Linked DNA regions of Homo sapiens: region 1 is linked to region 2. A link is a loop called in an ENCODE intact Hi-C map of the cell type or tissue named here. Cell type or tissue: heart left ventricle. All regions are shown on one strand. Region 1 overlaps MLLT3 (MLLT3 super elongation complex subunit). Region 2 overlaps MLLT3 (MLLT3 super elongation complex subunit).

Evidence for each region. Hi-C counts contacts between places; a loop is a spot of excess contacts. Peaks named below come from ENCODE experiments on the same cell type or tissue, not always from the same donor. Only the 100,000 strongest peaks of a DNase experiment are listed, where the experiment ranks them.
Region 1: a loop joins it to region 2, with 4 times the contacts of the local background. A loop is called at or near these places in 3 of 110 quality-filtered maps.

The regions. Positions count from the first base shown.
Region 1 is chr9:20,512,223-20,517,222 of GRCh38, forward strand. All of the region lies in intron 2 of MLLT3 (MLLT3 super elongation complex subunit), which reads right to left. Among named protein-coding and RNA genes, the nearest start is that of MIR4474, 12 kb to the left of the region's middle. In heart left ventricle, no CTCF peak of the experiment used is centred here; no DNase peak of the experiment used is centred here; H3K27ac peaks cover 1,348 bases.
Region 2 is chr9:20,452,007-20,457,006 of GRCh38, forward strand. It overlaps MLLT3 (MLLT3 super elongation complex subunit), which reads right to left. Exons shown (of 11, transcript NM_004529.4): 3 at 4,698-4,780. Among named protein-coding and RNA genes, the nearest start is that of MIR4473, 43 kb to the left of the region's middle. In heart left ventricle, no CTCF peak of the experiment used is centred here; no DNase peak of the experiment used is centred here.

The sequences.
Region 1 (5,000 bases), 60 kb after region 2:
TGGCTCCTGATCTGAAATTCCATTAGCAATCATATTTTCACTCCACAGTAGATTTTTCTTAGATGTTTAATACAGCAACAGCATGCCACCATGAATCAGCAATATCAGATGCCCGCCCACTTTGATAGGTTGGTATGTTCTCCTAACCTTAAAACAGTGGCTCTCAAACTGTGACTCCAGAACTATTAGCACCACCTGGGAACCTTTGGAAGTGCAAATTCTCAGGCCCCACCCCAAATTTAATGAATCAGAAACTTTGGGGGAAGAGTCTAGCTTGTTCTGATTCTGATAATGGCTATTGTTGCAGAACCACTGCCCCTAACTATACATTATAAACAGCATCTATGAGTACAAGTGTTTTTATCCTATACACCCCCTAAGTTTAATAGTTAAAAATGCTGTTTCACTAGCATGCCATGTTATGTCATTAAGCAAAGTTCATTTATTGTTTTTGGTTTTTTAATGCAGCTGATTTTATTTTCAAGAAACTTTGTTCCCAGAAGTCAGTAACTGAAGTTACTAAAATAGCTATGACCATCACCACAACTGCTTCTAACTATACTGCCACAAAGCACAGTACATGACTAAACGCATCTCCACACTAAGCATGCAGTTTGCAGAGCCTGTCTTTTGGTTAGAACTCCTGTTTATGGCATTGCCCATTTTGCAACACAAGCTATAAAGTGACTAAGTAAATAATACATACATACTCCACGGTATAGGACAATTCAATACAAATGATCAAACATCCACTACACATAAGACACCATATTAAGAACTGTAAGTGAGGCTCTGTTATATTTCTCTACAATTTGGTTTTGGGGGTATCTCTCTGGAGAGTAGCCATAAATTCTAGTCTTGCCCTGATAGGGCTCTAGGAAATATAGTTGTAGATATTTACAGTGTACCTTTCATGAGATCCTTCTTCATCCTGGCAGACAGCCTAATGCCTAAGTGTCTGACCTGTGACCAGGTGTCCCTCTCACAGGAAACTGGTTTATACTGGCAGGTACCCTTGTGGCCCTTGTCTGACCTGTGTCCAGTTTATTCCTCCCAAGATAGCCACTCTCTGGGAGAGCTCTGACTAAGAGGAAAATTAGGTCTGGGTCTGTCAGTCCGATGAGACACAGAGGAGGAAATACAACACAAACATGTGAAATACCAGAAGCAACGTACGACAAATTGGTGAGAGGAGGAGTACCAATGCGGGCGAAAGACAAGATGGCAGGGAAATGCACTCAACCAGCAGATGGGCAGCCAGAGAGAAATGAGCTATGGGCCAAGGCCTTTATTGGGGTCCAGGGAACTAACCAAGCAGGTTTCCTGTGGGAAGTTCTAGTTGGTGGGTTTAGAGCAAGCAGGCAAAAGTTCTGTGGAGTCACACTGTGAATGAGAGTGGCTACCGTGGCGTATCTGCAGCAGTCCATGCAGGGTACGGGGGGTCAGTCAAGTAGGCTGTATCTGTATGTCCATGAGGGAGGTGGTTGTACACGGCAGGTATCTGGCTCGACCACACTGAGGAACCGGGAGGAGGCAGGGAGTGGATAGTGTGTCAAGGATGACTGAGCCCTGCTTCTGTGTGAAACAAGTTACACCTAGATTCAGAATAGATGCTGAAGCAACATAAAATTATAAAAATTCACTGTAATTCACATCTTGGTGCCTGGGCACCAGTTTTTAAATGTCAGATAAGTGTAAGTCTGAGGGGTGGATGCACTGACTGTAAGGAGAAAGTGGATTTGGTGGTCATATTCAGAGGCACAAGTCAGGAGATTCTGATGGAAAGTTGGAAGGGGTAGTAGGGAAAGACACCAGTGGGTAGGTGGTCCTCTCCCCTAGGGAGTAAGGGGTTGACTGATACGAGGCAGGTGTCTCCTGAGGAAAGCAACAGTCACCATTAATTGTAGTAACTCATTCCGGATTTTCCTTGCAGTATGGAAGTGTAGGGGTGTACATTTGAGTGGAGAACAAGGAGGATACCAGGATCATGGGCTAAGGAAACAGTGGGTTCAGGAAGAAAACCAAAAAATGTCCTGTGTCCTGATGAGTGGAGGTTTTAGTGTCCCAGGGGAAGGAATCACAGGGGCAAAGTCATCTCCAATGGAGAGGTCCTGGGTTGGGTGATATCATCTGGGATGTGAGACTGGGGTATGGCTTTTTAAGTGACTGCCCACTCGAGCTGATGCAGGCCTCTGGACTGTAAACCATTAAACACCCAAACCAGTAGCAATGAGACTAATATTCAACAAAATGATATGTAGCTGTACCATATAGGGGTTTTTATTATTTTTTTATTTTTTTTTTGGTGGTGGAGATTTAAGCTCAAATAGGTCCCCCATATCAAATGAGAAACTGCCTGGCCCATGGGACAATCTATTTTTAATAGGTCCCAGGAAAGAATGTGCCCTTGATCTAGCTGCCAGCCTTTATGGGATGGCAGCAAGATCACAAATGTATAAAGATATGACCTAGGGCAAGATAGAAACTGTTAGGGCTTTATTTGTTGGGCTGGGATTTGAAAAGGAGTCGTTTGAGGAAATCATTATGCCTCTCGATTAAATCATTACCTAACACCTGTCAGGGACATGAAAGTTCTACTGAAAGCATCTTCCAAGAAACCAGTATTGTGTTCTAGGAAGTGAAATGTGTTTCCTGGTTACCACCAGTAATATCTTCAAGGCAGGAGATTCTCAGTGTTTCTTACCTTGAAGGAACAATTTTTTTTTTTTTTTTTTTTTTTTTGAGACGGAGTCTTGCACTGTTGCCCGGGCTGGAGTGCAGTGGCGTTATCTCGGCTCACCGCAACCTCTGCCTCCCGGGTTCAGGCGATTCTCCTGCCTCAGCCTCCCTAGTAGATGGGATTACAGGTGCCCGCCACCACGCCCGGCTAATTTTTTGTATTTCTAGCAGAGATGGGGTTTCACTATGTTGGCCAGGCTGGTCTCAAACTCCTGACCTCGTGAGCCACCTGCCTTAGTCTCCCAAAGTGCTGGGATTACAGGCGTGAGCCACTGCGCCAGGCCTCAAGGAACAATTTTTAGGCAATGCTCCAATTGTTTATAATAAATGTAACGATGTCACTACTTGTAGGCCAGGGCATTCAGTGCTGAGGGGCCTGCCTGAAGTTTGGCCAAGTTTGTTTTGAAATTTTAAGTAATCTAGGACTGGCATACTTGCGGGACCTGGTGAATAGGGACTATAGGGTTTAAAGTTCCTTTTCTTTCCCTCTTGGGCTTGAAGCCAACACCATTTTTAGTTCCTATATCTGACTGATAGGAGAAAATGGGGGAGGAGGAAGGTATCTCTAGGCAGCAGCCTTTTCTTGGGATGGCCAGAGACTGTGAGATCATTAGTCCCTTTTTCTCCCCATACTCACCGTTTTGTTTTTTGTTTTGTTTTTTCTTTTTGGCAAAATCTTTTAGAATGGCCAGGCAGCTAAATAATTATTTTTCTTTCTTTGGATGTTTATCTGACGAGCTCCTGGGGTCCCATATGGCAACCATAGTAAGTGGCCACCTCTACTATGGTTGCCATCAGCCGGAGTCATAACAGGCAGCAGCCTCTTTTGAGGATCTCCCCATTGACCTTATCCGGATCAGGCTGTGGCCTTCCCCAAAGCTCAAGCACAGACCGCCTGATGTAAGACTCTGCGGCTGGGGAGTATGTCTGAAGAAAATTGAGTCAATATATATTCCACACCAGAGCAACATCTATTTGCTTTTATACAAGAAAAAGACTCACAAGCAATGTTACTAGACATGTTATATTGTGTGCCATGGGAGCATAACACCTAATGACAAAAAAATAAAACACAGAAGCAAAGCCAGTTAAGTAAGAGATATCTAGATGTCAGCCATAAACCCCAGACCCAGCTCCAGGAGTCTGTGACTATGAACACCAGCACTGCCTCAGATATCTCCTGACTCCGCTAAGGACTCACCAATCCCACCTGTGACCCACATGAAGGAGGAGAAAGTATCCCCATCACATAAGCTTGGAAACAAATGTTTACACTAAACGGCTCTCTGGTCACAACCAGCACAAACGATATTGTGACTTTTTTTTTCTAATCGCACTCCAATCTGATAGGCAGCCTCACAAAAATATGTAGAAAAGCACAACACTCTACATGTATACACACTAAAATACTTTAAATTACAGTTAATCACAGAGCTAGAGCTTCTACAGTCTTACTACTCTCATTTCTTGACTTACCTCCAAAACTTTCATTACCTGTCAGGTCCCCCTTGTTATTCCTCATTTTCTATGTCTCAGGAATGCTATTGATGCTATTGTATTAAATAACTGTCATGCCAAAGGCACATAATACTATAAAGTTTATTTGCAATGTTGAGCAGAAACATCTATTTCTTTTTTATATCAAAGCTTATTAGAATGCTCTATCATCTATGGAGTGTACAGAATCATTTCCAGATACTCTTGAACCAAAAAAGAATCTGAGCCTCTCCTAACAAGTAGTTACAACAATGTAGAAAGATTACATGGGAATGTTAAATTGGTAACACATTTTACCTCAACTCTGTTTCCAAATATATTTTCAGTAAGTTCAATGGGCAGGCTAAAAGGTAAAATCTGTCCCTAGAAGGTATATTATTTTTACAACAGGATGAGATAATTTAAAATGTATTATAATAAATCCAACTCATGCATTTTAAGCATCTACTCAATTTTCAGTAATATGCTAGAAATTTTCAGTAATATGCTGGAAACTGCTATGCAGTTTAAGGATAAATGTTTTACTTTATTAATTAGCTATAGGAAATAATATACTTACGCAGTTTTTGTATTTTTTAAAAATAGTCTAATTCCATTTTGTTCAATAAGCATTGATTTACTGTCCAGGTGCTAGTATAGGTTGTTTCAGACTTCAAGGAGCTCTTAGCCTAGTATTATATAATATTTACTGTGTATTATAATGTCATTGGAATTTTGGAAAATTTCCTCAGAAAAACAGAAAAGGAAAAGCTATATTGAGATTT
Region 2 (5,000 bases):
AATAAATGAGCAGAACTGAAGACGAGCTCATTAGAGAAGCAGGAAAAACACAGGATGGGGATGTGACCAAGGACAGGATATCTTTAATACGTGGAATTAAGACTCTTCCATCATTACCTGGAATTATTTTTTCTGCTTTCCCTCATTCCTGTGAAAACTCTGAACAACACTTTTTCATAAACCATTTGATATGGTTTGGCTGTGCCTCCACCCAAATCTCATCTTGAATTGTGGTTCCCATAATCCCCACGTGTCTTGGGAGGTAATTAGATTATGGGGGTGTTCCCTCATGCTGTTCTCATGATAGTAAGTGAGTTCTCACAAGATCTGATGGTTTTATAAGGGGCTTTTCCCCACTTTGCCTGCATTTTTCTCTCCTGCCACCTTGTGAAGAAAGACGTGTTTGCTTCCCCTTCTGCTATGACTGTAAGTTTCTTGAGGCCTTCCCAGCCATGCAGAACTGTGAGTCAATTAAACCTATTTCCTTTATAAATTACCCAGTCTCGGGTATTAATAACAATGTGAGAAGGGACTAATATGCCATTACTATAATGGATGTTTATTCTTCAAGACAGAGTTGTATAAACTCCAGGGATAAATAAAATAATAAATACGCAAAAGAAAGAAATGAACACTCTGAAGCAAGAGCCTAGACCTATTAAATTTTTACCAATGGATCATTTCAGTAACATGAAAAATAAAAAATATATCCAGCTGGACCTTGGGGAATAAGCCAGACTCAGAAAGATGAGTACTGTCTAAGTCCACTTACATGAGATATCTAAAACAGATATCATGTAAGATTTTAAATTCATAAAATCAGAGACTGGAACGGTGGTTACCATGGGCTGGGGAGAGAGGAAAATGAATTGTCAATCAATAGGCATTAAGTTTCAATTAAGTAAGATGAATAAGCTCTAGAGATCTGCTGTGCATTGCAACTATAGTCAACAATAAGGTATTGTACACTTAATACACTTAAAATTTGTTAAGAAACTATATCTCACATTAGGTGCTCTTACAAGTTAAATTAGAAAAAATAAAGAAACAAATATACCTAGCTCAGAGACCTAGATCAGACTATAGCAAATATTTGGTTTCTAAGACATCCTAAGAAAACAAAAAAGTGGCAAAGCAATAATTCCTTTTTTAATTAAGAAATTAGTAACATATAGAAAAGTACTTAAAAATGCTATATCCATGTGCCTTCTACTGAGATTAAACAGATAACACTTCCAGAGATATGCTTTATCTTTTAAAGAAATAAAATTTGGCCAGTTGGGGTGGCTCACACCTGTAATCCTAGCACTTTGGGAGGCAGAGGTGGGCAGATCACTTGAGCCCAGGAGCTCGAAATCATCCTGGGCAACATGGTGAAACCCTGTCTCTACAAAAATTACAAAAATTAGCCGGGTCCGTGGTGGTGCATGCCTGTGGTCCCAGCTACTTGGGAAGCTGAGGTGGAAGGATCACTTGATCTCAGGAAGTGGAGGCTGCAGTGAGCTGAGACTGCGCCACTGTACTCCAGCCTGGGTGACAGAGTGAAACCCCACCAAAACAAAACAAAACCAACTTTATATATGTAAGCTTCTTCATTCCTCTCCTCCAGTAACTAATGCCCTTAAGTTCCTGTGTTGTCATTCCAACATATGCTCTTATACTAAATACATACCTCTCCAGAACACCATTACTCATTTCAATAATTTCTTTAAAAAATACACAAATGATATAACCATGCACATATATTTCTGCAACTTTTAAGTCATCATTTTTTGAGATTTACTCATGTTGCCACATTAAGTACTGTACAGAATTCTATGGATTACATAATTACCATTTATTAATCCACATCTCTACATAGGGCCAATTAGGTGTATCCTACTTTTCTATATTACAAACACTGAAATATATATGTATTATTGTGTACATGTGAAAACAGCAATCATTATTATGTATGAAATTTTAAAGAAAGCCTAAAACTAGAAAATAGAAATAAGCTAATCTATATACTAAACAGAAAATCTACGATGTTCCAAATGTGTCTATTTTATAATGGCCACAAAGGAAGAGATGTTTTTCATCTCATATGCTGCTTTCTTCCTTTATATTTTAAGAAAATAAAATCCCTCACAAAATGAATATATGTTTTACAGTCATAATGACTACCCAATGTGCCTTCATTATATCTTGCTTTTACTCTGTTCCATGAATTTCAAGAAGACTGAAGTGTGTGTGTGTGTGTGTGTGTGCACACGCATGCGTGTGTGTGCGTGCGCGTATGGTAGGGAGTGATACTTGCTGCCTCTTCATCCTTTACTTGTTTTCTTCTTAAATCTGGCATATGGGGAAATTCCAGTTATTTTTGTAAAGCAGGAAACTGAGCAATTCATAAAACAGATTCCTCTGTTCAACTCCGAGCTTGTACAAATGACCAGAAGAGTTAAAAACAAGAAAAGAGAGAAGATACTTCATTGCATCATTATTTCAAAACTGAAGTCAATGCAATGTCAAACTAACTTTGCTGGTGGGAAGACAGTGATATAATCATAACCATTATGGTCTTCTCATAAGAGATCATAATTGCCTATTCTTTAATTTCTTTGAGTTAAGAACTTTGCTGGCTTGAAGGGCTAGATTATTCCTATGGTGTAGCCCGATCCCTAGATGAAATTAAAACACTGGCTATGAGGATGTGACAAGAGGGAAGAAAAGCACCATATGATCTTCATCACTTAAACTTCTAAGATATTAAAAGGGTAGTGGGGAATATGGGAGATAGAGACAGGCTCTAAATTCCTTCCCACAAACATACCACTTAAATTAAAAATACACTGAAAAGTGAGCAAAATGAGATATGAACAGTCACTTCTCCAAAAAAAATACAAATGAACAACGAGCACATGAAAAGATGTTCAAACTCATAAATCATCAAAGAAATGCACATAAAACCAAAATGAGGTATACTTCACATCTACTAGGATGACTATAATAGAAAATAACAAGTAACAAGTATTGGAGAAATTGGTAGTGAAGGAAAAACAGAAGAAATAAAAGAAAGCCAAAAACCATTTTCTTAAGGGAAATTGAACTTGAAATGAGAAAAATGAGCACTTCAATATGAAAGTATATCACGTCAACAGACATAAATACATCTCGACAAATTTGATTTGATGACAAATATGTCAACGATTCAGTGGTATCACCACTAAGAAAGATAATCATTATTCTAGCAAAGAGTTGTTGCTAGAAGGCACAGAAATTAGGAGCATAGCCAATGGAGAGAAAGACCTAGATCACGAATCTGGTTTTAACACTTTCTAACTGCTGAATTGAGGACTGAGACTGCTATAAGTTAAAAAGGCCAGTGTGACACTGTTCCAGTGGAAGGGATTGCACATTAAGGAGTGGCTTATCAGTGGTTCTCTTACTTACTGAGCATCAGAAGGACTAGCAAATATGCAGATTCCTAGGCCCTGCCTCCAGAGATTCTGATTTGATACATCTGGGTAGAATTTGAGAATCTCATTTCTAACCTGCCCTTAGGGTAATGCTAATGCTATCCAAAGAACCATATTTTACTGAGCACTGGTTTGGATAACATGACATTCTATTTGCGTAGTTCCTTAAAAGAAAAAAAAAGCCAATTACCTGACTTTTCAGCAGGTTTTAGAAATTATGATATCTCTGGAGGAAAAATAAGGAATATGATATAATAATTAGCATTTTGAAGTGCTTATCTATAAGTTACTATTCTAAGTACTTTGCATAAGTTTATTTTATCTAATCCTACTAACCACCTTATGAGGTAAGTACTCTTATCTCCTCATTTCATAAATAAGGAAAGTAAGCCCCACAGAGGTTGACCAATTTGTCTGGTATTATACAGTCTGTGTGTTATGCCACATATGTACTGCTAAAAACTTTTTTTTTTTTTTTTTTTTTTGAGAAAAATAATGGAGCCTCACTCTGTCACCCAGGCTGGAATGCAGTAGTGCGATCTCGGCTCACTGCCATCTCCGTCTCCCAGGTTCAAGTGATTCTCTTGCCTCAGCCTCCTATGTAGCTGTAATTACAGGCATCCACCACCATACTCGGCTAATTTTTGTATTTTTAGTAGAGACGAGGTTTCACCATGTTGGCCAGGCTGGTCTCGAACTCCTGACCTCAAGTGATCCGCCCGCCTCGGCCTCCCAAAGTGCTGGGATTACAGGTGTGAGCCACCGCGCCAGGCCTGAAAACTTTTAAATCCAGTAAAATCCATATATCTGAAGTTGAAATAACTATATACATGTATGGTGTGGGTACCAGCTAAAGATAAAATGAGAGTATTCTTTGCAAGCCTCAAAAAAATTCTACAGACATGAAAATGAGAAAAGAAGCATTTTACTGAAAAACTATAATTCTTCTTTTCTATTTTACAAACATATTTATCTTTTCCAAAATGGTAATCACTCCTCTCTTTAAAGGAACACTTAATGAATTTCACATAATCTGACTTCATATAATTAAAATTATCTTCTTCTAGCCACTTCCTTGATAATTAAGGGTAATGATAGCCAAAATTCCTAGAAGACAAATTTAACTTTTATTTTAAAATCATCTAGTGACAGAAGTGCTTATGAGTCAAAATTATTTTAAACATCATTTGGCTAATGGTGGATCGTCTACTGAAAGATTAATGGGTAAAGATTACATACCTTGTTTTTAAAATAAACTTCAATTGGCAAAATGAAACCAGCATACCCAGATTCTTCTACTTTGTAAGGTGGATCTTTGCACACTGCAACATTAAAAAAGAAAATAGGTAAGATGAGAATAATAGACAAAAAGACATTCTTCTTTTAAAAAAAAAAATCCCATTCTACCATCTAGATCACACGCAATTTTCATAGCCCCTTGCCAAACTCCCAGTTGAGTCTCCGATCTATCCTTTATTTCTTCTCCAGAAACTATAACAATAATTGCTCTTATGTAAAGCAGATATGTAAGTCATTTATTCA